Regions from separate parts of the Homo sapiens genome. Here region 1 is linked to region 2. The links are chromatin loops, found by intact Hi-C in ENCODE. Cell type or tissue: CD14-positive monocyte. All regions are shown on one strand. Links, peaks and the distances in the headings refer to the core of each region. The heading gives the core; the rest is flanking DNA.

Region 1 (14,963 bases), core at 4,152-12,151, 53 kb after region 2:
CTGGGCTCAGGCAATCCTCCCACCTCAGCCTCCTGAGTAGCTGGGACCACAGGTGCATGCCACCACACCTGGCTACTTTTTTCACTTTTTTTATACAGACGGGGTCTCACTCTGTTGCCCAGGCTGGTCTCAAACTCCTGGGCTCAAGCAGTCCTCCCGCCTCAGCCTCCTGAGTAGCTGGGGATTACAGGCATGAGCCACTGGGCCAGCCTTGCTTAATTAAGTTTCTGAAACTGATGCCTGTAGATAGTTCCTCTTAGATACTCTAGTTGACGCTGTAGCATCTCCTTTTAAACTAGATTCCTGAACTCCTAGATTTCTGACCTCATATTTATGTTGGCATCTTGTCTGTCTTGTTGCTGTTGTTATATGTAATTTTTAAAGACAATAATCTGATTTAGGAGTCACAAACCAGCAGTGGCCTCGGCCAGGTGCGGTGTTCGGCCAGCACAGCAGTTTGAATTGTTTTGACTTTGAATGAAGTCTTCAGGCAAGGCTTGTACTTTGGACAGCCCACTACTCTGTGTTGTTTCACACTGATTGTTTCTTTCATTATCACAATTATTTAATTTTTGTGTTTCTTTGTATATTGTCAGTCTTCCATAGGGGCTGCCTCCATGAGGTCAGACAGCTTTTCTCCTTCGTTCATTGCCCTCCACCCCAGCCCTAGCCCAGTGCCTGGTACCAGAGGGCACTTGAGAAGTGTAGTTGAGTGGATGAGTGCACGACATCCAGGATCTGAGGTGATCCCTGGTGTGGGTGTGAAGGAATACGGTTGGTCTTTCTACCAAACATACTCAAACATGACGAGCCCTTAAAGCTGCCAGCTTGGCTGCTATTGCTTGGAACGTTTCTGAAATCCTCTCTGGGAATTGCCTTTTTTCAGTCAGTTTATGATTCAACAGCACAGTTGTTCAAGATTTTCATATTTACAAAGTGCTTTCCTATGCATTTTCCTATTGGAGCGATCATCCCCATTCTGAGGTGAGTGTGCTTAGTTTCAAGTAGTGAATGAATCTGCCTGTGTTGCACAGCAAGTATGCAGCATGGTGGTCTTGTCCCCCTCCCCCATGCTGGCTTGGTGTTTTCTCTTCTTCACCACCACAGTCAGTGCCTTGTCCAGTTTCTGTCAGGGGTGGGTGCGGGGGGCCTGGGGCTCTGGTGTGTTTTCTAGGAAAGAGAGTGACATTATTCCAGTGTCTTCTGGTAACACTATATTCACTTTTTTTTTCTTTTTTTTGGGACAGGGTCTCACTCTGTCACCCAGGCTGGAGTGCAATGGCACCATCTCCACCTCCTGTGTTCAAGCTGTCCTCCCACTTCAGCCTCCCAAGTAGCTGGGACTACAGGCGCGTGCCACCATGCCTGGCTAATTTTTAATTTTTGGTAAAGATGGGGTTTCGCTGTTGCCCAGGCTGGTCCCAAACTTGTGAGCTCAAGCAGTCCACCCATCCTGGCCTCCCAAAATGGTGAGATTACAGGTGTGAGTCAACTGCGCCTGATCTAAATTCACTTTAAGAAGCATATTAAGGCCGGACGTGGTGGCTCAGCATTTTGGGAGGCTGAGGTGGGCAGATCACAAGGTCAGGAGTTCGAGACCAGCCTGGCCAGTATGGTGAAACCCCGTCTCTACTAAAAATACAAAAATTAGCCAGGTGTGGTGGCGTGCGCCTGTAGTCGCAGCTACGCGGGAGGCTGAGGCAGAAGAATTACTTGAACCCAGGAGGTGGAGGTTGCAGTGAGCAAAGATCGCGGCACTGCTCTCCAGCCTGGGCAACAGAGCAAGACTCCGTCTCCAAAAAAAAAAAAAAAAAACCACATTAAAAACCAAAATTGTGTGTGTCCAAGTTCCTAGGTAGCCATAGTAAGTGCTATAATTGATAAGGAGGGCTTTAGGCCATAATGAACAGACAGACTTGGCGCGGGCTCTGCCTCCTGTTCATTGTCACCGCACTCCTGTGCCATCATATTACAGGGCCCGGGGCTGGGCTTTGGCACCTTTCTCCGCCCCCCCTCACAGGATTGCCGGGAAGCATGTGCTTGGCATCTTACTGGAGAGCAGAGCTCACTTCAATGTGGCTGCTCTTCCCAGGATTGAACACTCAGGAGCCTGGTCTGAAATCTCCAGCCTTCCTTCAGGTTTTATTTTTACTAAAGCCAGCCTGTACTCTTTTAAACCAGGGAGCTGAAGGCTGGCTTCTGAAAATACACCCCACAGGCCACTCTGCCGTGGCTTGTTCAGGCATTCCAGGGAGGGCTTGCTGACCTGAAGGTGTCCTCTGGCCCAGGTCAAAAGACCAGAGAAGACACTGGCGCCAGGAACCGCCACTGGCAAGGTAGCTGCCATCTGAGGTAGGATATTGTTCTTTTTTTTTTCCAGTCGAAGGCGGCCTTAATGTGGCTTCTCAGACATTTGAGACCAAAAAAAAAAAAAGGCAGTTTGACCCTGCCTTTACTTTCTGAAAATGACAGAAGCTTTCAGATATATTTCAAGATATGGGTCATAAGCATGACCCATAGTTTATGTCACCTTAAATAGAGCAGCTGATTAGAACTGGCCATTGGTTATAAAATAAAAGAGTACGTGTAGGTTTGTGGGAGCAGGATCCTAACTGCTTTAGCAATACTAAGCCACTCCTTGCCGTGTGATTTCAGTGTCTTTCCTTCCAGTTGGAACTCCTCTCTGCCCTTTAGCCTGATTTTCTTGTGTGTAACATGGCAAATTATTTCATGGCTAATCCTTCTTACAGACCTGAAATTGTTCTTTTTAAAAAAAACTTTGGTGGGTTTTGAGATCCCCTCCTTTGATTCTCAGATGTGGCTGTTAGTAGTTTAATTTCTGTATGTGGTTTCTGAGTAGCTTCCAACAACCTATTTTTGTTAACAGTTCTTTAAAAAAAAAAATGCTCGAGAGAAAGGAATCTTAGGAACGGATTCCGTCTGTGAAATGCAAGGGAGAATTTTGGCCAAAGTAGAAGGAATGGAATGGATGACATAAAGGGTGACATTTGTGCTCAGAGTTGATTTCTTGGTGATAGTCTCATGTCTAATTTGAGGTTCCAGAAGCCCTTTAAAGGGTGGATGAGCTGCACAAATGGATGTGAGGGAGTTACACAGTGGTGGGTTCAGCAGAAAGTAAAGGAGCAGCAGAATCACAGAGAGAAGCCCCGAACTCTGGCTGCCCGGGCCCAAGGAACCCTCACCCTTAGCGGGACTTTGCTACCTTTGCACTCTTTTAACCTGGGTCTAGAGCTCATGGATCTGGCAAGGGATGAAAATATAAGCAGACAGTATTAATATGTGAGCCCCTGAGCTCTCTCCCTTCCTCACGCCAGTTCGTGAGTCTCATCAGTGTGAGACTGTGTTTCAGGTCTCTTGCCCAAGGACTAAGAGTGTGACTATGACTGCACACATTCCATGTGTAGGTGGTGCCCTCTGCTTCCAGATGCCGTGTGCACTATGGTTTCTATTTGAGGGGCTCTCACCTTCTTTTTCTGGCTTCACTCTCTCTCCCCATGTCTCTGTCCTGCTTTCTGCCATGGCTCACAGTGGTGCTAGACAGACTCTGTCCCTTCTTTCTACAAGCTGATCTCCAAATGCTGAAAATCGTGAGCCAGATATTTTTTCCCAGTCCCTTTTTATACCATCAATCTTGCCTTCTCAGTCCATGATCTGGCTATATATCTGAAACTAGCAGTTAATAAGGATTTTGGTATAAAATGCATGATTGATAAATATATTAAAGTTTATACATATATATAAATCCTTCTTGTATGCCATTTTCAAAGAAAACAGGCCTCCCTTTGACCTTGCTTTATGTAGATTTATTTCCTAATCTGGAAATGTGGCCAGCTAGAACACTGTTCCTTTCTTCCACTGTGAAGCTGTCCTTTTAGCTGGTAGAAAGCCCTGGACACCACAGCAAGGTGGTGGGGCTTTCCATGGCTAGCTCTCATGGTCATCCTGACTTCCAAAGACAAGCTAGGAAAGTGTTGGCACAGCTGTCTCTAAGAACCCAAGAAGGCCCAGCAGTGTGGCCACATGCCCTGCATAGTGGAAGAACTATTAGGAGGGCTTTCAGAGTTTGAAAAACTCTGGAAAGAGTCGGGATTATCAATATGAACAACTTCATCTAGTCAGGAAAGTTATGCTGGAATTGAACCTGATTCTCAGATAAATGGCTCACTCTGGGGTGTCTTTTCCCACCATGGTCATTCTTTGTTAGCAGGGGAGAGTTGGCACTGGATTTTGTTTTTTGTTTGCTTTTGAGACAGGGCCTCACTTTGTCACCCAGGCTGGAGTGCAGTGGTGCAATCTTGGCTCACTGTAGCCTCAACTTCCTAGGCTCAAGCAATCCTCCCACCTCAGCCTCCCAAGAAGCTGGGACTACAGACGTGCACTACCATACCTGGTTAGTTTATGTGTTTTTTGTAGAGACGGGATTTCACCATGTTGCCCGGGCTGGTCTTGAATTCCCAGGCTGAAGCGATCCCCCTACCTCAGCCTCCCAAAGTGCTGGAATTACAGGCGCGAGGCACTGCGTTTGGCCTTGGCACTGGCTTTTAATTTGCTTTGCATTCTGATTCGATAGCACTTTACCAGACTGAATGCAGACATGCGCTCTCCCCACAGACAGCGGCCCGGGCCAAGGATGGATCCCATTCACCCGGCGCCATGTTTGCCTCAGGCAAAGTGGTCTCCAGGGCCAGGAGACCAAGGCTGGCCTGTGATGTTGTGTCAGGTGCTCAAGGAATCCCAGAAGTGTACAAGACGGTGTGTAGTTTTCGCTCTTTTCTTCATGTCATGGATTGCTGGCTTGAGTTTTAATTAGGTTGCATGAAAGTGCAATTTGTTGGGAACTTTAATCATCTTCCACTGGGGAGCCTTGCTGGGCTGGTTTATTTTCATCCTGCTCCTCCCTGGGTGTGAAGACGGGGTTGAGGGACATTTTAGTACCTGTCTGCTCTCTCCTGCTTTGCTGGCCTTGATAACCACATTTTCTAACACAAAACTTGGGACATGAGAGCCTGACTTCTGCCAATGTTGTGGAGTTTTTTCCTATTTGTTAATTTGATTAAACTGAAAGGTTTATGAAAATATAGAAGTTAAACAACATTGGACACTTAATACATTTAATGAGCTTCCTTTATTTGGAAAGAACCACACTTCACAAGCCAGGGGTCCCTTCAGACAGTCTTGGGAGTCGGATTGCTGGGAGGTGAGGTCCTGATCCAGGAACTTTGAGTTAATGGTGGTCATTATGATGCTGGTGGCAGCTGTGTTCCCTCTGTGTACAGATGAATTCATCCAACCTCATAACAAACCCAGGAGGGAGGTCCTCTCACAACTTCAGCTCAGAGGCGAGGACACTGAGGCCCAGGGCAGTGAGGCCCCTTTGCCAGGCTGCCAAGTGACTGGGCCAGGGTGTCACCCAAGCCAGGCTGGCTTGAGGGTTCATCCTCATGACCCCTGCACTGCCGCTGTTGTGCTGCAGTTAGTGTTTTTCAAGTGGTCTCTGAGTTTTGAGAAGCGACAGGCTGCATACTTGGCTCTTGACCCCCATGACCTCGGTGGCACTGTGCCTCAGCCCCAGGTTGTCAATTTGAAATTGGGTGGACTTCACAGGCACTGGCCTCCAGGGGCCCACGGAGGAGTGTTCGGAGGGGTTTCCACCCAACACGCCTAGTGGGGCTCTGGGTCCCGGCCCCAGAGGCTGAGCCCTACTATCCTTCCCTGAGCTGAGGCCCCCACCCCTTTCATACCTCAAGCTCATCCTGGGCAGTGGCTGGGCCCTGGGCCATTCTGGACAAGGCAGGGTGGTCCTACCCTGAGACCTACCTGGTACAAAGACCTGGGATTGCAGTGAGAAAAAAGCTTTTACCAAATAGCCATCCAGCCGGGTTGAACTCTTCCCAAGCCCCCACCCCTCAACCAGCTTATTACATGCAAGTTTTAAGCTATCCTTGCCTGGAGCCTTCTCTTGCCTTTTGTCAATTGCTGTAATTTTCTGGTAAAGCTATATCAACAAAATGGCAACCATTCCTGCCTCCCACTGTTTATCCCTCCTTCCCCTAGGAAACCCTCCCACATTCCCTGTTTTCAGGATCTTGGTCCCGTGCAGGACTCCAGGCAGCACCCACAGAACCCTGGAGTGGCACAGGCCTCGGTGCCTACTCTACAGCTTTCCTGAGCACTTCTCAGATTCCACACAAAGGGTCCTTGGGACCCAGCATAGCCTGCAGGCAAGAACACCTGGTCAGAACTTCCTCTTGGGGCAGGGATGGTACCAGTAGTGCCTGGTGAAAAGCTTGGTGCTTTAGATACCACCTTAATCCCCAGTTCATACAATGGAGGCTTGGCATAGTGTAGGGCAAGAGGGAGCTTTATCCATGCAGCAGATAGTAGCTGAGGTGTTTTCAGAGGTGGATTAAGTGGCAGTTGATGGGAAACTGTCATTTTTACAGTCCAAGAATGTGGCTGTTTTTTATGGTGGTTAAGAATTCAGGTGTATCTGGAAAAGCAGGTGAAAAAGTAAATGCTAATCTAGTTCAGTTGACAGTTCCGTTGCAGTAGAATCCTCTTGTAGGGGGCAATTTAGCATAGATCAGGACAGCCACCCTGAACATGAACTTCAGGATCAAAGCGACTTGGTGCATAGATGGATGTGTGTTGGGAGTCCACAGTGTTCCTGGCTTCACTCTGGCATCCAGAGTTGATGTCCTCTTACGAAAGGAAGCAGAATTTTTTTTTTATATGTGGGCTTGAGATGGGATATTAAGTAGGTGGCTGAGGGTTTTACATTATTGCTCCAAGCTTATGAATAATTTAGAGCTACAGTCTGGTTTGCCAGAACTCTCTTCTTGGATTCCAGCCTCTTCCTTCCTGAGAAGGATTCTGTGCTCGTAAACCACAGCCCTGGAGGTGGACTCGGGGGGGGCCTTTTGTCTCATAGACTCTGGCTCGCTCGTCAAGTGGCCTTCCAGGGCATTGCTTCCCAGCGACAGCACATGGTGCTCACCACGGTCCTCACCAGCTCCTCCTCAGCCTTCCTTTAACCCTGTGTCCCCCTCTTATCTCCTGCTTTGGGCACAGGAGGACAGGTGAATGCGGAGGAATGGGGGAGGTTCAGGGGAAATAAGGGCAGATGGGGAAAAACACACATTTTCTAAGAATCAACTGCACACTGTTGCACAGACACTCATACAGCCTCCAGATTTCATGGCTCACTGGGGAATGCTGGGCAGGAACATGCCACAGGCACAGCGGGGCAGCACGCTCACCGGCCGGAGCCCATGCTGGTGCTTGGGGCAGGGCCCTGCACTGAATCCCCTTTGGGTGTCTGTGAGGCCTGTGGTCAGAAGTCCATCTGTGGCCCTCACTGTAACAGTCTAGGGGCTGCTCCACCCAGAAACGTCCGTCCTCTGAGTGTCTGCTCTGAAGAGGATAAGAATTGGTACGACTTCCTTTTTCCTTTCCTCAAAAAACCCCTTTCTAGTTTCACAAGTATTCAGGGATTGAAAATGAAAACAGGCATTACTTGAGGTAAGGCCAACACAGGTTTCCGAAGGAGAGGCAGGTGAGTACTGACACACCACCTCTTCCTGTAACACTGTGGGTGACTATGTCCTAGGCTGAATGGCAATCTCCGCTTGTTCCCTGAGGGGCAGCATGAGGCCTGTGGCTTTTCTGTCCGCTCATGTCAGTACTGAGAGGAAGAAAGTTCTACAATGCTGAACAGTCGGCCGAGGGTGCAGGGCCTGGGTCAATGCTTGCTAGGGCTTAGAGCTGGAGTCCACAGAGGGAGATCTGGGATTCATATCAGATGAGAGGAAGAGCCTAGGAAAGTCCCCTGAACTCTGCTACTTTGTCACTGGTGTGTTTGGTTTTGGTTCTTCCAGGAAGAGTCTGCCGAAGGTGAAGGCCATGGACTTCATCACCTCCACAGCCATCCTGCCCCTGCTGTTCGGCTGCCTGGGCGTCTTCGGCCTCTTCCGGCTGCTGCAGTGGGTGCGCGGGAAGGCCTACCTGCGGAATGCTGTGGTGGTGATCACAGGCGCCACCTCAGGGCTGGGCAAAGGTGGGTCCTGGAGGCAGTGCTGCCAGGGGGCGGGGGTAAGTCAGCCAGGGATGAGGAGCGGCCCAGCTGCACAGGGACCACCAGCGCAAATGCCCGAAGCGGCAGCAGAAGGCCAGATAAGGGAAGTGGGCCGGATGGCACTGTCCTTGGTACAAGTGGAAAAAGCAGGAGCCAAGGCACAGTGAGAAATGACTCAGCGTCAGGGTGGGAGGCAAGTGTGAGAGAAGCAGCCTGGCCCCGGGGGTGGGGTGGGGTGGGGTGGGATGGGATACCTGCCCCTCACAGGGCAGCCCTGCTCAGCCTCAGTTGCTTGCTGAGGTAGGAATTTTATGTGAAATATCCCAATTTCCAAATATGGACAGCTAACTTAAAACGTGTTTTTACCTCTATGAGGACCAAATGAAACATGTCCTTTCCTAGATTCAGCCGGGGCCTCTGGTTCACAGCTTTGGTGCATGCTTTCTCTGGGCCTTGCCATCCCAGGCCAGGCCCCCAGCTGTCCCCTCAGCATGGTCTAGACAAGGTCAAAGACAGATAAATGGTGCCTCAGCTGTTCCAGGGTCTCCAATCTAGGTCCATTCCAACCCAGTGAACACCATGAGCTTCTAAGTCTCAGGAATGGTGTACCGGGACCCTGGCCTGGAGTGTCAAAACCTGGGTTCCCCCTTCTCCCATTTCTGGAAGCCTCTGAGTTACAGGGCTCCATTGTTTTCCTGCCACACACGTATATTGACTTGGCACGTTGCACATGCACACACCATACCATCTGCCATCCACGCTTACTCTGAGTTCCATGGAAGAAAGCTGAGGAGTTCCCTGAATTGTGGTGACCCCACCCGCTGCTACATCTTCTGGTTGGTGATAGCTCAGCTGGAGCTGATGGAGCACCTGCTAAAGTGGGAGGCTCTGGGTCAGGTTCTAGAACAAACAGATGAAAGACAGGGTCCCTTCCTTCAAGGAGGTCACGGTCGTCTGTTGTAAGGAGAAAGGCAAGGACTTATCTCAATATATTGCCATTGCAGTAACATATGCTCTCAAACCAGCCTGGTGGCAACAAGGCACATGTATATGTGCTGACTTGTGCTAAGCACTTTTACATGCATGATCTCACTGACTTCTCACAGCTAAGATTCAGAGAAGGAATGACTAGGACTTCCAGCCAGAAGGTACAAAACCTAGAGTCAAACCCACATCTCTGTCTCTAGAACTCACAGTCTCAAAGCTTCAGCAGGGGAGATGGCCAGGTAGAAGGAATAGGTGGGCTAGTAGACAGAACATTCCAGACAGGCCCAGAGGTAGGGGAGAAGCACGGTCCTGTAGGGACTTATACAGTTGGGTGTTGCATGAACACAGAGAGGCAGGTGGGTCTTTGTGGTGGAAGTGGCTTGCAGTTGGCCAGGGGTGGCCTGGGAAAGCTTTAGGGAGTATGGATTCATTTGTGCACCACTGTGGATGTTAGGTGAGGTCTCCAGGGGTGAACACCATATCTGTCATTGGATATCCAGACCTTTGCAGGGACAGCTGTCTGCAGGCCCTTTGCCATCGTCAGTCCTCTGACCTTACTCAGTTACTATATATAGGGTGGTCAGCAGCCACTTCTCTTGAGCTCAAAGAGAAGCATTTTGTGAAAGTCCTTGAAGAGCATTTGAGGGCTGGCAGAGGTGGAGCTCTGAGTCGCAAGTGCTCCCATCCATGCATGTTTGAGAAGCATGCTGTCATCTTCATTCTGCATCTCCTCTCCTGACACCAAGACTATGAAGGGAACAGAAAATGTCACGGAGGTCACCAGACCTGTCTATGTATCATAAGATGTCAGGCCCTTCCTGGATTCCAGTCACTGCTTATATTCTGCCCCATTTAACTTTTTGGGAACAAGAGTCCCTCCATCCAGATAAAGTAGGGCAGGTTCTTAACTGGCCATGTCAAGTACAGCCACTGTTGATGCCACCAAGGACGTTCTGATGTTGCCTTGCTTCTGTGAGGAGGCAGAGCTATGTTGTCCTCAGTGGCTCTGCCTGCCGTGTCAGCCACCCGGAAGGTTTGGAGTTATGCAACGAGTCTTCAGTTTTCCGTGTTTCTCCTATCTTGTCTCTTGTTTTGTGTACTTAAGCCTCTTGAGCTTGTCCTTGTAGAATAGTGTGGGACCACTGACTAAAGGAACAGAACGTTCTGGATATCTCCTTCCTCCAGCTTTAGCCACAGGGCTGTGCACAGCTCTGTTGATTTCCAGCCAGGCGTGCCAGCGGCACTGGACAGTCATCTGCAGCCCTTCATATATCGTACCTTGGAGTTGTTTTCCTTGGACCCTCCTACCTTCCAATATCAGCTTTTCAATAAATGAAAATGGAATCCTTCCAATCTGTTGTTTTCATTTCTGTCACTCCCTACACAAACTTTCATTTCCTCTCTTTTTAGCTTTGCTAGGAAGCAAAACTCAAACAGGTTTGAGGCAGTCATCTCCCCAAAGCTGTTTAGACTCCAGCGGGACTCCCACCTTTGAAGGGTTCTGTGTCTGCACCCTTTGGTGGCACCTCACAAATGTCCTATGTATTGGTCAGGACAAGACAAAATGGGGTGAGGAAGCCAGCAGGGCCCAAGGTTCCTAGCCTTTGGGAATGATTTATAAACCGGATGAGCAGTTCTAGCCTCAGGAATGCTGGCATCTGGCTTGGAGTGCAGCCATCACCCCCCTCATTCCTGTGGGGGCTCTGCTGCTCTGCTGAGAAGCGCACCAGGGAGGCAGGGTTGGGGCGCTGGGACCAGGCCTCACTACCCAGGGTGGGTGCTCTCTCCGGGCTTTTGCCCTTTGTTGGGATGAGCCAACGAACACACCAACCTCACCTCCTTCAAAGAAGATAGTGTGTCTAGATTGAGTCTACTTAGCACCTCTTTCCCGAAGACTGTCGGGTGTATGGAGAGGCGCCTGGGGGATGAGCAAATGCTGTGTGGGGAGCTGAACAAGAAGCTGTGGAGCACACGGAGGCTTCACACCATGAGACAGACGTCAGGGAGCCTTCCCTCAGACCTCTCAGGACCCCTGGTGCTGAAGGAGTTTCTTCTCCTCCCATGTTTTGAACCCATCTAGCTTTAAGGAAGTTTGACACTTCTCTAAGGGCAGGCCTGTTCAGACCAGTACACACCGCCTGCCCCTCTGACCTTTCCTTCCCAGCTGAGGAGATGGCAGCCCTGATCCTCTGACCCTGCAGTATTGGCCCATCACCACATGGCTACCAGAGATGGAATTAGCCTGCAAAGGCCATTCCCTTTCATGAACCAGGAGCTAGGGTGCCACCTAATCACCTGGGCCTCTAAGATTCGGTCTGGAACCAAGTCAGTGGCTCACTGGTGTCAGGTCAGGGTCAGCCAGGGGCCAAGGTATCCTGTGCAGATCTGCTGGTGAGCACTTAAGGGAGACTATGCCTCAGGTGAGGACAGGAGTGCCTCTTTAAACCAGCATGTGGCCAGGTGCAGTGGCTCATGCCTGTAATCCCAGCACTTTTGGAGGCCCAGGCAGGAGGATCGCTTGAGTTCAGGAGTTCTAGAGCAGCCTGGGCAACATGGCGAAACCTCATCTCTACAAAAGTTAGCCAAGCATGGTGGCATGTGCCTGTAGTCCCGGCAACTTGGAAGCCTGAGGTGGAGGCTCGCTTGAGCCTGGGAGGTTGAGGCTGCAGAGAGCCATGATGACACTACTGCATTCTAGCCTGGGTGCAGAGCGAGACCCTGTATCAAAAAAAAAAAAAAAAAAAGTAAAAAACTATGTTTCAGTTTTCATCATCAGTTTTTAGAACATTATTATTTACACATATTTTTATTTTTTGAGACAGGTCTTGCTCTGTCACCCAGGCTGGAGTACAGTGGTGTGATCATGGCTCACTTGACTTCCCAGGCTCAAGGGATCCTCCCACCTTAGCCTCCTGAGTAGCTGGGACTACAGGCATGCGCCACCACACCTGGCTAATTTTTTATTTTTTGTAGAGACAAGATTCCTATGTTTCCCAGGCTGGTCTCAAACTTCTGGGCTCAAGCGATCCTTCTGCCTCAGCTTCCCATAATGCTGAGATTACAGGCATGAGCCACTATGCCCGGCCAGAACATTTTTACAAAGTAGTTCAGAAATATGGCCAGGCACAGTGGCTCATGCCTGTAATCTCAGCATTTTGGGAAGTCATGGCAGGAAGATCGCTTGAGCCCAGGAATTTGACACCAGCCTGGGCAACATGGCAAAATCTCCATCTCTACAAAAATACAAAAATTAGCCAGCCATGGTGGCGAGTATCTGTGGTCCCACCTACTCTGCAGGCTGAGGTGGAAGGATCACTGGAACCCAGGAGTTCGAGGCTACAGTGAACTATAATTGTGCCACTGCACTCCAGCCTGAGCAACAGAGTAAGACCCTGTCTCTAAAAAAAATATTTTTAATAAATAGAAATACAAAAATGACAATTGACACCGCTGTAGTGCTGTTTATCAAACACTGTGGTAAGAGATTACCTACCTTAACTCATTCAATCTCACGGTCACACCCCGAGGGACTGAATGAGTTAAGGTAGGTAGTCTCTTACTACCGTGTTTGATAGATAAAAAGCATCCTAAATAAGAGGAAAGTCAGAAACAAAGAGGTTCTAACTTACTGGAGTTGGAAGTCTAGCTCAAGTCCACTCTCTTGGCTGCTGGGCTGTCCTGCTTTTCATAAGCTGTATGTACATTTTTGGGGCACTGAACATTTACATAGGATATGTTGCAGGGGAGGGTAAGCAAGAAGCAACGACGCCACCCTCTGCCTCCTCTCCTCCCATCACTCCGTTTCCTTTCTGACTCCTCATAGAGTAGTCCTCCACCCCCAGTTCTCATGGTTTACCCTGCTGCGTCCAGGGGGTTTCTCGTCAGGCCCTCCTGCTTAGCCACAGGAGAATTACCTGTGACCCTTGCTGGGCCCCCCACTCAAGGCTGATCACGGCCTTCCCTGGGATTTGATCAGAGCTGGGAAGAGACAAGACAAAACTGTGCATGTGAGCTCTGGGGCCTGCCCGCGTGTGAGAGCACCCAGGCACGTGAGAGCACCCGGGCAGCCAGCACTTGGGTCCCTCCTAGGTTTCGGCCATCCGGCTCTCCTCTTCATTCTTGAACTTCCCCACAATCCCTCTGGCAAATTCTCTTTTTGCTTTGCCCCAGTGTGAGTTTAGTTTCTGTTTCTTGCCACCAAAAGAATATAGAGCACGTGTCTGACTAGCTTTGGACTGTCCCTGCTGTGGTCGTAGTTGAAGTCCGCATCGATTGTTACCTGGAATAGTGTGGTGGGCTTGGTGGAGCCTGCTTTCCTCCAGTGTCCCCACTCCCTCCCGCCCAGCAGGACTGAGCCTTTTCAAAGGCAGGCACCCTTAATAGTCCTGCGTGTGGCAGGTGCTTGCGTGCACTGACTTGACCCCTCCCCAGCCAGTGAGGTTGTTAGACCCTCCACCTTCTGTCCCATCTCTATCTGCCTGTGGCCCTTCAGGCACTCTGCTCCCTCTGCCTCAAGCACTCCCTGGGAAACAGCCCATCAGATCTGGGAAGGGCCTCGGTCCCCTGCCCCAGCTTTTCTACAGGACTGTGTGAGTATTTCCAGGAGAGCTGTGCCTGGGTAGTGCCACCACACAGTCTTGGCAGGGCACAGCACCATAATAGCTGGCCCTCATTGACCTTGCCAATCAGGACAAGACCCTGCCTGAGTGACCTTGGTGAGCTCCCTCAGCTGTGAAGATAGGTGATGCTCACAGCTGATCCAGGTGAACAGGAACATCATGGGGTGTTCTGAGCATGATACTTAACACATCTGTCCACCTCGGCCCTCCTTTCTCTTTGCCCTGTGGATGTTTGTAGCACTGGGCGTGAGCCCGGCATTGGGCCCTAGCTCCCAGCTTCATGCTGGGCCACACAGCAGGGGCCAACACAGACCTGTGAAGGGTGTGAAGCAGCAAACAGCAACGCTGGGTGAATTTAAACTGAACGGCACTGAGGAAGAATGGCTGTCAAGGCTCTTTTCTCTTCCCTTAGAATGTGCAAAAGTCTTCTATGCTGCGGGTGCTAAACTGGTGCTCTGTGGCCGGAATGGTGGGGCCCTAGAAGAGCTCATCAGAGAACTCACCGCTTCTCATGCCACCAAGGTGAGCCAGGGGCGTGCTTTCCATGGGGAAGGAGTGCAGGCCGTCTTCTGTAGGCACTGAGGAGATAGTGGCCCACTCCTGGACTGCTGAGCTGTAGGACATCCATGCGTCACACTGTCCCAGGGAAGGCAGCAGGTCTCCATAGCGAACCGGGCCCACTGCATAGGGAGAGAGAACTGTCCAGTGGTTTACATCCTGATGCCCCTACTGGCTAGCACTGTGAGTTGAGAAAGTTCTCTTTTCTCCCTTTCCTTTTACCTGGCTAAGCTCTACTTACTGGGTGGGAGTGGGGGATGGTGATAACTTTAAAAGGTGTTTTTTTTTTTTTTTTTGGGACACGGAGTCTCGCTCTGTCACCCAGGCTGGAGTGCAATGGCCCAATCTCGGTTCACTGCAATCTCTGCCCCCTGGGTTCAAGCGATTCTTCCGCCTCAGCCTCCTGAGTAGCTGGGATTACAGGTGCACACCACCACACTCAGCTGATTTTTGTATTTTTTGTAGAGACGTGGTTTCACCATATTGACCAGGCTGGACTCCTGATCTCAGATGATCTGCCCGCCTCAGCCTCCCAAAGTGCTGGGATTACAGGCGTGAGCCACCAGTACAGCCCTTGTTTTATTTTCTTAGGCTCTTGCTCTGTCACCCAGGCTAGAGTGCAGTGGCACAGTCATAGCTCACTGCAGCCTTGAACTCCTGGGCTCAAGTGATCCTCCCACGTCAGCCTCTTGAGTAGCTAGGAC
Region 2 (14,963 bases), core at 2,628-10,627:
ATGTTGGTCAGGCTGGTCTCGAACTCCCGATCTCAGGTGATCTGCCTGCTTTGGCCTCCCAAAGTACTGGGATTACAGGCGTGAGCCACCATGTCTGGCCTTGCCTTCTTAATTAATGACCCTTGTTAAATATTAACTTCCTGGCCAGGTGCAGTGGCTCACACCTGTAATCCCAGCAATTTGGAAGGCTGAGGCAGGCAGATCACCTGAGCCCAGGGTTTCAAGACCAGCATGGGCAACATGGCAAAACCCTGTCTCTACAAAAAACACAAAAATTAGCTGGGCATTGTGGCATGTGCCTGTAGCCCCAGCTACTCAGGAGGCTGAGACAGGAGGATCACTTGAGCACAGGAGGCAGGGGCTGCAGTGAGCCGAGATCATGCTATTGCACTGTAGCCTGGGTGACAGAGCAAAACCCTGTCTCAAAAAAAAAAAAAAAAACAAAAAAAACCCTGTCTCAAAAAAAAAACAAACTTCTCTTTTTTGTCCTGCTGTGCTTAGACTAGATGACAGAAACCTCATGATTATTAGACCCTCTGCAAAAAAAAAAAAAAAAATGTTAAATGTACCCTTCCCAAAAGAAGTACTACCTATAATTAATCAATTTGCTGTAACCGTGTGCTATCCTTGTATGAATAATGTTGTAATCTTGCAAAACTCCTCTGTCTCTGCCTATACAAATGAAATCGCTAAACGTCCCTATTTTGAAACGCTGACCTCATTCCTTTGGAGTTGGTGTTGGTAGCCTAGCCTTACACTTTGTGACTGAATAAACTCTCTTTAAATTAGATTCTGACCCTTTTGATTATTTTACATTGATGGAGTTTACAAAGTATAATGCACATTGTTAATTTTTTCTCAGTTACTTAAATTTTATTCACATGGTTCAAAAGCATTAAGTTAATACATTAAAATAACAATAAATAAAAAGTAAAGAATTCACTTAGTGACCTGTTCCCTCATTCTTATCCCCCCATCCCAGTTTCCATGTCCCATCCTTTGTGTGGTTTCTGAGCCTAGCTCCTTATGGATCTGTGTTTTGATTGGGCTGCAAATATTCACTCCTGTCACCTCTCCCCATTGTGGTAGAGTTCACTTCTCTTTTTGGCTGACTTTGGGCTTTGCCATATGTAGTGTACTTCGTTTGGGCACAAGTGAAAGTGTGTCATATCCAAGCAGAGGCTTTAGGAGGACTGATAAGTTCCCCCTAGACCTCTTGCACTCTTGCCATCTGCCATGACAAGGACTTGCCCCAGGTAGCCTCTGTACCTTCAGACTGGGTCCCAAAATGAGAGACATGTGGAGCACATGTGAACCTAATCGGCAGCCCAAACCACCTGACCTACAGATCTCTGAGCAAGAAAATGTTGGTCGCAAACCAATTTTAACAATGGTGGGGGGCAAACCAATTTTAACAATGGTGGGGGCAGTATTTGTTAATTTTTTTTTTTTTTTTTTTTTTTTTTGAGACGGAGTCTCCCTCTCGCCCAGGCTGGAGTGCAGTGGCGCGATCTCGGCTCACTGCAAGCTCCGCCTCCCAAGTTCACGCCATTCTCCTGCCTCGGCCTCCCGAGTAGCTGGGACTACAGGCACCCGCTACCATGCCCGGCTAATTTTTTTGTATTTTTAGTAGAGACGGGGTTTCATCATGTTAGCCAGGATGGTCTCGATCTCCTGACCTTGTGATCCGCCCACCTCGGCCTCCCAAAGTGCTGGGATTACAGGCGTGAGCCACCGCGCCCAGCCAATATTTGTTAATATTATCACAGTAAAATCAAGTCTCACTTTGCTTTTTTAAACTTTATATATGTCACTAAGATATGTAGTGACTTCTCCTGTTGGTGCATAGAGTTACTTCTTTGAGTTTCATGGTATTACAGTGTGTGGCTATACTCCGATGGATTTAACCAGGCTTCCATTAATGGATATTTGAGTTGGTTCAATCTTTTGCTATCAAAAATAAGGATGTATTACATAGTCTTGTACATACATCATTTTGCATATGTATTCGTCAGGGTTCTCTAGAGAGACAGGACTAATAGGATAGATGTGTATATGAAAGGGAGTTTATTAAGGAGTATTGACTCACAGGATCACAAGGTGAAGTCCCACAATAGGCCATCTGCAAACTGAGGAACAAGGAAACCAGCCCAAGTCCTAAAACCTCAAAAACAGGGAAGCCGACAGTACAGCCTTCAGTCTGTGGCCAGAGGCCCAAAAACCCCTGGCAAACCACTGGTGTAGGTCCAAGAGTCCAAAAGCTGAAGAACTTGGAGTCCGTTGTTCGAGGGCAGGAAACATCCAGCACAGCAGAAAGATGAAAGCTGGAAGACTCAGCCAGTCTAGTCCTCCTGTGTTCCTCTGCCTGCTTTTATCCTAGCTGTACTGGCAGCTAATTAGATGGTGCCCATCCAGATTGAGGGTGGATCTGCCTCTCTTAGTCCACTGAATCAAATGTTAATCTCCTTTGACAACACCCTGATGGACACACCCAGGAACAATACTTGGCATCCTTGAATCCAATCAAGTTGACACTCAGTATTAACCATCACAGCACATATGTAAATATATCTATAGAATCATGGAAGTGCTCAGATGGGGGCATACATGAAATTTGAAATATTGAAAGATGTTCCTCAATTGCCCTACTTAGGGATTGTGCTTAGAACAATGACACTGATCATCAGTTAATGCTGGATTAAATGAAGAAAACGCTTTAGTATTTCTGTCACTTGCATTCCTGTTCTCATCCTCTTCTCTGAGGATCATCTTCTACATCTTCTCTTCCTCTTTCTGTGCCCTAAGTGATCACCAAGGATCTGTCCTTGACCTTGTATCAGTCAGTATAGGTTAGGTTATGCTGTGTGAAAAATGACTGCCCTCCCATCTCAGTGGCTTACAACGACAACAGTTCATTTCTTGCTCATGTTACGTGTCCATCGTGGGCCTGCTACAGTACTACACATCACTTTTTTCACTCCAGGACCCAGTCTGTTGGAAAAGTCTCTGTTTGGGACATTGATGGTCTTAGGGCAGAAAGAAGAGAAAGAGACATGGTAAATCACACACAGTTTCTGCTCAGAGGTGACCCATGTCACTTCTGCTTACATGTGGCTGATTATGCAAGTCTCGTGGCTGCTCCTGGGTTCTACTGAGCAGGAATGTGTTTAATCCAGATGTGGGGGTGCCACATCTGGGTAAACAAAAATTCAACCTACCACAGTCCTATTCTCTTCTTACTCCACGGTGTAGATGTGGGGCCCACACCCATTCCTTAGGGAAATCTCATGTACCCCTGTGGTCTCTGCTCCGTCTTCAGGCCTAACAAACTCATAGAGCCAAGCTTGCTGAGCTGCCCTATTAAGCTCTCTTGCCAGAATGTCAAACCCAACATATCCAAAAAGGAGTTCATCCCATTTCCCCCTAAACCTGCTGCTTCTGTGAGATCTTCATCACCCTGCATCCTCCCTAAGTCCTTGCTGCTCTTCCCCCTTCCCTTGGCTTCCAGTCCACTGCCAAGCAGATGCTGTTTAGCATCTTTTCAGCACTTTTTGAGCCTGGATAATTTAATTCTTTCCTGGGAGAAATCTTAAGATCAAAGCTTATTTGGAGGCTGGGTGCTGTAGCTTATACCTGTAATCCCAGCACTTTGGGAAGCCGAAGTGGATGGATTGCTTGAGCCCAAGAGTTCAAGACCAGTCTGGGCCACATGGTGAGACCCCGTCTCTACAAAAAAAAAAAAAAAGTACAAAAATTAGCCAGGCTTCCTGGTGCACTCTGTAGTCCCACCAACACAGAAGTCAGAGGTAGGAGAATTGCTTGGGTCCAGAAGGTCAAGGCTGCAGTGAGCCTGTGATTGGGTCACTGTACTCCAGCCTGGGTGACAGAGAGGGACCCTGTTCCCAAAAAACAAAAAAACAACACACACACACACACACACCTTATTTGGCTCAGAGGCAGATTTTCCCGGCCTCAAGGAGGGATGTGGTCACCTCTGGAATACAAAGATGCTTAGAAACCCATAGCCTCTTGTGTGGGTACATCCATGCTAAAGGAATAGAGAAACACTGAACTGAACAACTCCTGAAATGTCCTGTGTTAGCATCACGGTGTTAACGGTGAGGGGTTAAGGAGCTGCTTCCCTAAGGGACTGGAACAGATGGAAGAAACCCACCTCATGACCAGTAGGCCATGCACGATTCTAGGAGGAGCTTAAATGGCAGGGTAGGTGGTAGCTTATGCACCCCAGTATTCTTCCTGGCAGGAAGGCGGGAAAGGGACAGTGAAGGTCAGTCACTTGCCTCGGGAACATCAATACAGATGCCTGCTGGGAAACGGAGAGAATGGGGCTGGAAGGGCCAGGACAAGATGACTCCTGGGAGACACGTCCAGGCCCCACCGCCTGCTGGAGGAGGGACGCTGGTAGGAGTGGGCCAGGCAGTGGTCCCCACTTCGTATTCAAAAAGGCCCTAGAGTTTAGGCTTTGGACCTTACTGCTGTATGAGGCCGCAGCGTCAGAGAAGACAGTGATGAGAAAAACGTCACTTGCACTCCCTCCAGCATCACTGCACAGCTTCTGAGGCACTACCAATTAGTAGATTTTTCCATGAATTGTGAAACTGTCTTATAAAAATCACAAATGCATGACATCTTATATTTGCATGTTAAAATCGTTTTATTAAATTGACTGCTTTAAAAATATTTCATAATTATCATAATCTCATTTTGGCTCTTTCTTCCCCCCTTTCATTTATTAAATGTGTTCACCAAAAAGTGGAAGCTCTGAAGTTGAATATACATGAGAAAAGCAAATAAAACTGTCTCTCATCAAGCCAGGATGAAGATGTGGTAACCTGTTAAACTGACAGGCTGATTCGAACAAAACCCAGACAGCTCCTGGTGAGCATGAAATAGAATTGGTTTCTTATTTGGGATGCCAAGGTGGGTGGATTACCTGAGGTAAGGAGTTCGAGACCAGCCCAGCCAACATGGTGAAACCCCATCTCTAGTAAACATAGAAAAATTAGCAGAGCATGGTGGCATATGCCTGTAATCCCAGCTACTCAGGAGGCTGAGGCAGGAGAATCACTTGAATCTTGAACTCAGGAGGCAGAAGTTGCAGTGAGCTGAGATCATGCCACTGCACCCCAGCCTGGGCAACAGAGGAAGACCTGGTTCCTTAGGAGGGAGGTCTCCTACACATTCTGCACAATCTCTGAGGGAAGATGTGTGTGTGTGTGTGTGTGTGTGTGTGTGTGTGTGTGTGTGTGTGTATGTGTGTGTGTCAGTGGGGAGGCGGGTTCATGGGACTCCACTGTCAGAGAATTTCCTCCCTGGACTAGAACCGAGCCAGCCATGTCATTGTACTGCAGAGCTGCACCCACTAACCCCACTCCTGTCTGGGAAATCCAGACAGTGTAACTGTTTGCAAGGGTGCTCTGGAGCCAGACTCTCCAGGTTCAATGCCAGTGTCTGAGGTTTTTTCCCATTTGACATCAGCTCATAGTCTGACACAGAGATGTCTTCAACAGGAGTAGAACTATTTAGTAGAAATAATTGAGTGCAGAAGGGCTGTTTTTTTAAGGTAAATGTGGCTTCTCTGCGACCCATATGCATGGTGGAAATGCTCTACATCTGTAACGAACATTGGACATTTGCTGTATTGGTCACTGTGTTGAACACCTGAAATGTGGCTAGTGGGACTGAAGAACTGAATTTTAAACTTTACTGAATTTAAACATAAACAGCCACATGTACCTAGTAGCCACCACATGGGACAGCAATGGTCTAGCTCCCAAGTGCCAACAGCTTCCTGTGGAAAAATCAATTTTATTAAAATATGTGTCCTACCCTGCACTCAGCCTTTCTGGATGTCCCTCTTCAATATAATATCTGATTAAGGATTTGAAGAAAATACAGTATAGATATTGTTTGTAGAATAGACGTAAGACCCTAAAATACAGTTTTATACAAAATTTGATAAATCCTGGCCGGGCGCAATGGCTCCTGCTTGTAATCCTAGCTCTTTGGGAGGCCAAGGCAGGCGGATCGCTTGAGGTCAGGAGTTGGAAACCAGCCTTGCCAACATGGTGAAACCCCGTCTCTACTAAAAATACAAAACAATTAGACAGGCCTGTTGGTGGGCCCCTGTAATCCCAGCTACTCGGGAGGCTGAGTTAGAAAAACCACTTGAACCCGGGAGGCGGAGCTTGCCGTGAGCCGAGATTGCGCCACTGCACTCCAGCCTGGGTGACAGAGCATGATGATTCCGTCTCAAAAAATAAATAAATAAAAATTATAAATCCTTTCTCTAAGAGAAGAAATATGGCTTTCTTATTTCTTTTTCTTTTCTTTCCTTTTTTTTTTCTTTCTCTTCTTTTTCTGAGACAGGGCCTTGCCCTGTCACCCAGGCTGGAGTGCAGTGGCGTGATCTCGACTCACTGCAACCTCTGCCTCCCTGCTTGGAACGATTCTCCTACCTTAGTTTCCCGAGTTGCTGGGACCACAGGCACGTGCCACCACGCCTGGCTAATTTTCGTAGTTTTAGTAGAGACGGGGTTTCACCATGTTGCTCAGGCTGGTCTTGAACTCCTGGGCTCAAGCGATCCGCCTGTCGCCTGCCTCGGCTTCCCAAAGTGTTGGGATTACAGGCTGAGCCACCACGCCCGGTCTGGGCTTTCTTATCTCTGAGAGTCACAATTTCTGTGAGGCAGCCACCAACACTAGCTTTTAAGTTTCAGGGAGTTGCAGTGAAACTTTCTTTCCTGCCAGGAAGCTGACATTTTCCAGAAACCGCAAATAACAGAACATTTTGTCTCTGTGTCAGCTTCATGCACCCTAGTCTTAAACCAACAATGTTCTTAAAAATGCATTGTTTTTCTTCTCTTATCGCTTCTCGGTTGTTCTAATAATTTGATAGCTTCAGTACACCATTAATGTTCACCTTACACCTCCCGGAGGAGGAGATGGCGTGATACTCGCAAACACGGGACTACAAACTATTGATTCCATTCCGCGTGCTTCAGGAAGGTGGCGCTGTTTCCGTGCAGCTCATCAGGTACCTCAGAAAAAGAAATTTGGTGGAGACGTTTCCGCAGCCTCCAAGCAGCATCATTCAAAGGACAGGTCAGCAGGAAACAGATTTTATTTTAAAATTCCCAGCAGCGGGAGGGACGGGGGGGGGGCGGGGGAGGGACTTGTTAGAGTTCCTGTCGCTAAAGGAAATTCTTCCTAGAGCTATACTAAACTTAGTTATTACTGAGACAGTTTTTTCTGGCTTCATCAGAGGAAAAATATAGTTATGCATCCCAGTATTTTTGCAACAATTCCACCACCAACAGCAATAAAAACGGCTGCAATTTATTGAGTACTATCTTCTGTGGCACTTTACAAGTGTTATCATCTTTGGCTTCACAATTTCTTTACTATCTTAAGGATGAGAGGCTAAGGTTTTGGGGTGTTAAGAAATTCAACATCTGTCTAGCTGTTCTATTAGGTGTGTAGTGATACCTCCCCATGGTCTTGATTTGTATTTCCCTAATGGCTAGTAATGTTGATCATCTTTCTATGTGCTTATTTGCCGGTTGTATATTCTCTTCAATGAAGTGTTTCTTCATGTTCATGTCTTTGTCCATTTTTTAAATTGAATTGCTCAATTTTTTCACGTTGAGTTTTGAGAGGTTTTTTTTAATTTAAAAAAATAGAAACAGGATCTCACTATGTTGCCCAGGCTGGTCTCAAACTCCTGGGCTCAAGCAATTCTCCCACCTTGGCCTCCCAAAGTGTTAGCATTACAAGTGTGAGCCACTCAGTGCCTGGCTGAGAATTCTTTGTATATTCTAGATATGAGTCCTTTTTCAGATATATAGTTTGCATATATATTCTTCCAGTGTGTAGTTTGCCTTTTGATTCCATTAACAGTCTTTTGCAGAGCAAAACATTTTTAATTTTGATCAAGTCCACTTTATGAATTTTTTTCTTTTATGAATCATACTTTCAGTGTCATTTTGAAGAAATCTCTACCAACTAGGTGGAGAACTAGGGTTCCCCCACATTTTCTCCTGTACTATCTTCTAAAATTTTTATGCTTTATGTTTAAATCTATTATTCATTTTGAGTTAATTTTCATAAATGGTGTGAGGTTTAGGTCAAGTTTCTTTATTTTTATTTTTAAATTTTTGCCTATTAACATTCAATTGCTCCAGCACCATTTATTGAAAAAGCCTATCATCTCATTGAATTGTTTTGAATCTTTCTTAAAAAATCAGATGGACATACTTGTGTGGGGCTATTTCTGGGTCCTCTATTTTTTCCCATTGACCTATGTATTCATCCTTCGATAATACCAAACAATCTTGAGCTATGTAATTAGATTTGAAGCTGGGTGCGGTTGCTCTCGTCTGTAATCCCAGAACTTTGGGAGCCCACAGTGGGAGGATTGCTTGAGCCCAGGAGTTCGAGACCAGCCTGGTCAACATAGCAAGACCCTGTCTCTACAAAACATACAGAAAAAGTTAGCCATGCGGGGTGACATGCACCTGTAGTCCCAGCTACCTGGGAGGCTGAAGTGGGAGGGTCACCTGAGCCTGGGAGGTTGATGCTGCAATGAGCTGTGTTTGCACCACTGCACTCCAGCCTGGACAGCAAAGTAAGACCCTGTCTCAAAAAAATAATAATAAAAATTGAAATCAGGTAGTTCCATTTTATTATTGTTTTCCAAAATTGTTTTAGCTATTTATTCTATTTATTCTAGTTCCTTTGCCTTTCCACATACATTAAAAAAAAAAATCTTTTCTACATCTTCAAAAAATTTTGCTGGCATTTTGATAGGAATTTTGTTAAACCTGTATATCAATTAAAGGAGTATTGACATCATTACTACGTTGAGTCTTCAGTCCATGAGCTTGAAATGTCTCTTTCTTTAGATCTTTAATTTCCTTTCTTTTTTGAGACAGGGTCTCACTCTGTCGCCCAGGCTAGAGTGCAGTGGTGTGATTTTGGCTCACTACAACCTTTGCCTCCCAGACTCAAGTGATCCTCCCACGTCAGCCTCCCAAGTAGCTGGGACTACAGGCTACCATGCCCAGTTAATTTTTTGTATTTTTTTTTTTGTAGAGATGGGGTCTTGCCCAGGCTGTGTTGAACTCCTGGACTCAAGCCATCTGTCTGCCTCGGCCTCCCAAAGTACTAGGATTGTAGGCATGAGCCACTGTGCCCAGCTGATCTTTGATTTCTTACAACAATCTTTTGTAGCTTTTAGCTTATAACTCCTGTACATGTTTTGTTAAACTTACACCTAAGTATTTTGATTTTTTGAGTGATTATAAATTGTACTGCATTTAAATTTTTGGTTTTCATGTTTGTTGCTAGTATATGGAAATACAATTGATTTTTCTTTTTTTAAAAAAAAATTTTTTTGAGACAGGGTCTCACTTTGTCACCCAGGCTGGAGTGCAGTGGTGCAATCATAGCTCACTGCAGCCTCAAACTCCTGTGCTCAAGTGATCCTCCCACCTCAGCCTCCCAGGTAGCTGGGACTACAGGCACATGTCACCAAGCCCCACTAATTTTTTTAAAAAATTTATTCGTAGAGATGGGGGTCTCACTATGTTGCCGAGGCTGGTTTTGAACTCCTGGGTTTAAGGGATCCTTCCATCTTGGCCTCCCGAAGTGCTGCAGTTACAGGTGTGTGCCCCCTTGTTCGGCTGTGTTGGCATCTGTTCATTGTGTTTTCTTTTCTTTTCTTTCTTTTTTTTTTTTTGAGATGAAGTTTTGCTCTTGTTGCCCCAGCTGGAGTGCAATGGCGTGATCTCGGCTCACCACAACCTCTGCCTCCCGGTTTCAAGTGATTCTCCTGCCTTAGCCTCCGAGTAGCTGGGATTATAGGCATGTGCCACCATGCCCGGCTAATTTTTGTATTTTTAACAGAGACGGGGTTTCACCATGTTGGTCAGGCTGGTCTTGAACTCCTGACCTCAGGTGATCCACCCACCTTGGCCTCCCAAAGTGCTGGGATTACAGGCGCGAGCCACCACGCCCAGCTGTTGATTGTGTTTTCTCATTGAAGTTTAGATTTTCCCATTTCTTGGTATAATGAGTGCTTTTTGGTGGAAACCTGGACTTTGGGGTGTCATAAGACTCTGGATCTCATTTAAATCTTGTGTTTTAGCAGGCTTCCTGACCCACTTTGGCAGGGGAAGGGGATGCCTCTTCATTATTGCCAAGTAGGGGTGGAAGTCCAGGTTTTCCACTTGGCCTTTGTTGACACGTGGAGGGAGGTTGTTTGGCACAAGTGGGAGTTCAGGCTCTCCAGTTGGCCTCCAGGGATACCACCCTTGCTGGGATGGGGAGGGGACCTCCACTGATATGTGGGGTGGGAGGTGGCTTTGTTGCAACTGAGTGACGTTGAAAGTCCTGACTCTCCACTTGGCTCCCTATGGGGACAAGAGTGACTATTTTCAATGCGAATCCGCTAACTCCAATTCCAGGAATGCCTCCAAAATGTCTAGTTGATGTATTACTCTTTATACCGGATCACCTATTCACTGTAACTTTTGCCTTTTTACAGAAACAACCCTTGATGCTGTTGCAGAAATCATAGGTTGTGACACCCACAGCATTCTCTCAACCATCTACACATTCCTCCAAGAGTAAGTATATTTTTTCCCCAAGATATAAGCCCTGGTTCTACGGGGCTACTGTGTGGAGATCCACCTGCCTTGTGGACACCCAAGACCATGCTTCTGTCTGTAAGCTCCCTCTAATAATTATCCTATATGGACAAACTGGATTTGTCTGCTTCCTACGTTTTCTCAGCTCCTTGGGCATTTGGGGGTGGCTTTGGGGGTGGCTTTGATGGAACACTCTCTCTGACATCACCCCAGGGAAGAGGATGAGTGCTTTCTTACAATTAAGTGGGGTAGAAGTCCAGGTTCTCCATATGGTTTCCACTGATACCATGCTGGGGGAGAGTCTCCTCACCTCTCAGTGGGAATGAAAATCCAGCCCTCGGCCGGGCGCGGTGGCTCACGCCTATAATCCCAGCACTTCAGGAGGCCGAGGTGGGTGGATCACAGGCTCAAGAGATCAAGACCATCCTGGCCAATATGGTGAAACCCCGTCTCTACTAAAAATACAAAAATTAGCCAGGCGTGGTGGCGTGAGCCTGTAATCCCAGCTACTCAGGAGGCTGAGGCAGGAGAATTGCTTGAACCCAGGAGGCAGAGGTTGCAGTGAGCCGAGATTGTGCCACTGCACTCCAGCTTGGGTGAGAGAACCAGACTCCGTCTCAAAAAAAAAAGAAAAAATAAAAAATAAAAATAAAAAGAAAATCCAGCCCTCCACTTGGCCTTCTCTGACACCATGCCAGGGAGAGGGGACAGTGGTGCCTCTTTACAGCCTAGCATGCGTGGCAGTCTAGGCTTTCCAAGAGGCAAGCATGGGGATGGGGCTTTTTCTGTGGTTTGGGCTGGATTAGAGCCATTATTGTGTAAACGTTTTCTGTCCTCTGAGGCTGCCCATTTCCTGGTCCTGTGGCTAGAGAGAGAAGGCTTTTCTTAGGGCATTGTCTTTGCCTGTCGGCATTTCCAGGTTGCTTGCTTCCTAGCACCCAGTCTGGGATATATAAGGCAACACCCACCATGTTGTTCCTTGCGTCCCAGGGTGGCTAGCTGGTTTGCCTTCTCTCCAACTTTTGGAGTCTTAGATTGTTTTATATATAATGCCCACAATTTTTAGTTGTACTTAGTAAAAGGAATAGGGAAAATTGTGTCTAGTTCATCTTCCTGGAAACAAAAATCTTCCATCTTGTTTTCATAGAAGGCCATGGAACTGTGCTAACCACTGGAATCTATTTGTTTTGTTTGTTTGTTTGAGATGGAGTCTCGCTGTGTTGCCCAGGCTGGAGTGCAGTGGCATGATCTCTGCTCACTGCAACCTCCACCTCCTGGTTTCAAGTGATTCTCCTTCCTCAGCCTCCTGAGTAGCTGGGACTACAGGTAAACGACACCATGCCTGGCTGATTTTTTTGTATTTTTAGTAGATGGGGTTTCCCCATGTTGGCCAGGCTGATCTCAAACTCCCGACCTCAGGTGATCCGCCTGCCTCAGCCTTCCAAAATGCTGGATTACAGGTGTGAGCCACTGCACCCGGCCCACTGGAATCCTTTTTGTATAATATCCTGGCTGCGAAGTTAGAGTTTTTACACTTGCATTTGGCAGATGCAATTCAAATTGGTTACCAAAACTTTGAAATATATTGAGTTGCTTCTAAAACAAATTCCATGCAGGATTGAAGAGTGGGTAGGCTAAGAGGGTAGCAGGCCTGGGAAATGAACCCCAGGAAACTGACTTAGTCATGCAATAAAGACTCAGGTGTTACCAGTGGAGAGTGTCCAGGTTCTTGGCGTTTTGAACAAACAATTGGACAAAACGCACAAACAAAGCAAGGAAAGAATGATGCAACAAAAGCAGAGATTTATTGAAAACAAAAGCACACTCCACAGGTTGGGAGCCTGCCTAGCAGGTGGCTCAAGAGCCCGGTTACAGAATTTTCTGGAGTTTAAATACCCTCTAGAGGGTTCCCGTTGGTTACTTGGTGTACACTCTATGTAAAAGAAGTAGTGGCCTGTGATCAGCCTGATTGGTTGCAAGAGGGGACCAATCAGAGGTACCTTCAATTTTTCATCTGCCAGGCAGAAAAGCGGGGCAGGTTGCAAAGGGACTAGCTTCTGTTCCTTTTGTTACCTGGGCATGGAAAGTTCGGGTTTTCCTTTTGATTTAGTTCTAGGAAGTCAGCGTGAATTGGCCTTAGGTTCCCTGTCTCCAGACCCTATTTTTCTGCCTTACGGTTCATATTGGGTTTGCTACAAGGATATTCAAACTTTGTGAATTGGCAAGCAGGAATCTAGAGTTTCCAGAACAATGGAGAGGGGCCAGAAAGGTATAAAAACTTTTGTGAAAACGTCAAAAATAAATATTTAGTTAAAAATAAAATTTCCCATTTTCAGATTTTGTGAATATCTGTAAGAATTTCCAGGATATATTAATTCGCTAAAGTTAATAAAAGCAAGAAACAGAAGGACGTTTCAGAATGCTATTGTTTGTGTAACAAGGGGGTGCTGAATACATACATAATTGCTTGGTTATGAATAAACTGGCTCTGGAAGGACACACATAGCTAATAGCATCGTTACCTAGGGGGAGGTGAAGTGGGTCCTGGAGAACAGAAAGGGAGATTTTCCACCTTACACACATTTGCCATCTTATGATTTTGAACGATAAGAGTCCCCCCGCCCCTTCCTTCCTCTGCCCTGCCCCTTCCTTCCTCTGCCCTTTACTCTCTCAATATCCTCTTTTCATGCTTTTTTTTTTTTTTTAAATCACTTCGGGTCCTTTAAAAAATTTACTTGCAAGAAGTACGTACATATTCTGAATAAAATTCATTTTCAGATATATGTATTACAAATATCTTGTCTGTTCTATTGTCTTTCCCTTTTCTCAATGGGGTCTTTTCGGTGTCTTATAGTTACAGACACCCAATTTATCAGCTTTTTCCTTTAGGACTGGCACTTTTTGTGTTCTGCTAACACGTTATTTTCCTCTCTTATGGTCATAATATTCTGCGATTTTATTGTCTAGAGTTGTATTGTTCACATTCAGGTCTACCATCCGTCTAGAATTATTTTACTTGAGATAGGAGTCAAGGTTCATTTCCCCCCAATCGACCTTCAATTGACCTAGCACTATATATTGAAAAAACTCTTCTTATTGCATTACAGTGGCTACTTGTAGGAGGAAAAAGTGACTACATAGCTGCAGGTCTGTTTCTGGTCTCTCTCTTTTTCATTCATTGTTTTTACCTTTGTGCCAGTTATCACACTGTTCTGATTACTGTGGCATTATAATCATCTTGATAACTGTATCGTGAATTCTCCAACTGTGTTCTTCGCCGGAAGTCCACGGAACACCAACCACGACCTTCGGAATTTCCCTCCGGAAGATGAAGGCACTGTAGTTATGCGGGTGGACCCTATCAGATCTCGGGTCCATCGGGTCCTGTGTACACCTTGAGGGACGCCCACCCAACGCGCATGCGCAGCCTCAATGCTGGGATTGGACGGAGCCTCGCCGGCTGCGTACACGTCACTTCCGAGGCGGGAGGATGAAGTTGATTGACTATGGTCTCTCCGGCTACCAGGTAGGGGCTGGGGAAGAAGGAACCTCCGAGATGAGGCGATAGGGTCTGGCCTTGAGCTGAGGCGACGCCCCGGCTTGGGTGAGGGGAAGCGGTGTAGTGGTCGAGCTAAGGCCGCGGGCCCTGGGCGGCTTCCGGATCCCCGCGACGCCGAACTCTGAAGGAAGACTCAGCCCAGGCGCTGGGACCAGAGCCCTGGCTCCGGCGAGTGCGTGGCGGGGAAACCCGCCTGTCGCCGAGGTGTCTTGAGTCCAGTTTCCGCTGCTGGGAATGGGTGTCGCGCCGGGCGCTGTGTGTGAAAGGCCTCGCGCCCACAGGGCTCCTGGCTTCAACCTGTTTATTCCCACATTTCTGCGCGACGTAGGGGAGGCTCCGCAGCGTCTGCGAGTGGCAGGACCGAGGGTTGAGCGCTGGGGGCCAGTGGCACCTTAGCCAGTGACGGCGAGTTAGGACTAGCAAAGGAAGTCCGGTTTTTCAGAAGGCAGGAGGAGGGTGCTGACTCGAGCGTCCACGGGAATGGCTGGTTGAGATATCTTGCTCTTCCAATACTTACTCTGCGGCTTCCTGGCTGTGCGGCTTTGGGCAAATGTTTTAAACTCTGAGTGTTTCTTCAGCTGTAACTTTGGGAGTAACAAGCCCACTCATAAGGTTGTTGTGAAGCGTAAATGAGACTGCGCGTGCAAGGTGCTCAGCTGGTGTCTGGCACATAGTAGGTATTCAACAAATGGTAGCCACATAATGCTCTTTTTTTCAGTTTCCAAACCTTCCAT

Evidence for each region. Peaks named below come from ENCODE experiments on the same cell type or tissue, not always from the same donor. Only the 100,000 strongest peaks of a DNase experiment are listed, where the experiment ranks them.
Region 1: a loop joins it to region 2, with 2.4 times the contacts of the local background. A loop is called at or near these places in 16 of 110 quality-filtered maps.

Annotation. Positions count from the first base shown.
Region 1 is chr17:21,164,120-21,179,082 of GRCh38, forward strand. DHRS7B (dehydrogenase/reductase 7B) reads left to right here. Exons shown (of 7, transcript NM_015510.5): 2 at 7,899-8,077; 3 at 14,114-14,223. Among named protein-coding and RNA genes, the nearest start is that of TMEM11, 43 kb to the right of the region's middle. In CD14-positive monocyte, for the core only: no CTCF peak of the experiment used is centred there; a DNase peak (open chromatin) is centred at 7,472; H3K4me3 peaks cover 1,070 bases; H3K27ac peaks cover 2,963 bases.
Region 2 is chr17:21,112,796-21,127,758 of GRCh38, forward strand. It overlaps DHRS7B (dehydrogenase/reductase 7B), which reads left to right and starts at 14,169. Exons shown (of 7, transcript NM_015510.5): 1 at 14,169-14,196. The coding sequence starts at 14,177. RefSeq lists an enhancer at 13,831-14,490. In CD14-positive monocyte, for the core only: CTCF peaks have their summits at 6,980 and 7,230; a DNase peak (open chromatin) is centred at 7,036; H3K4me3 peaks cover 745 bases.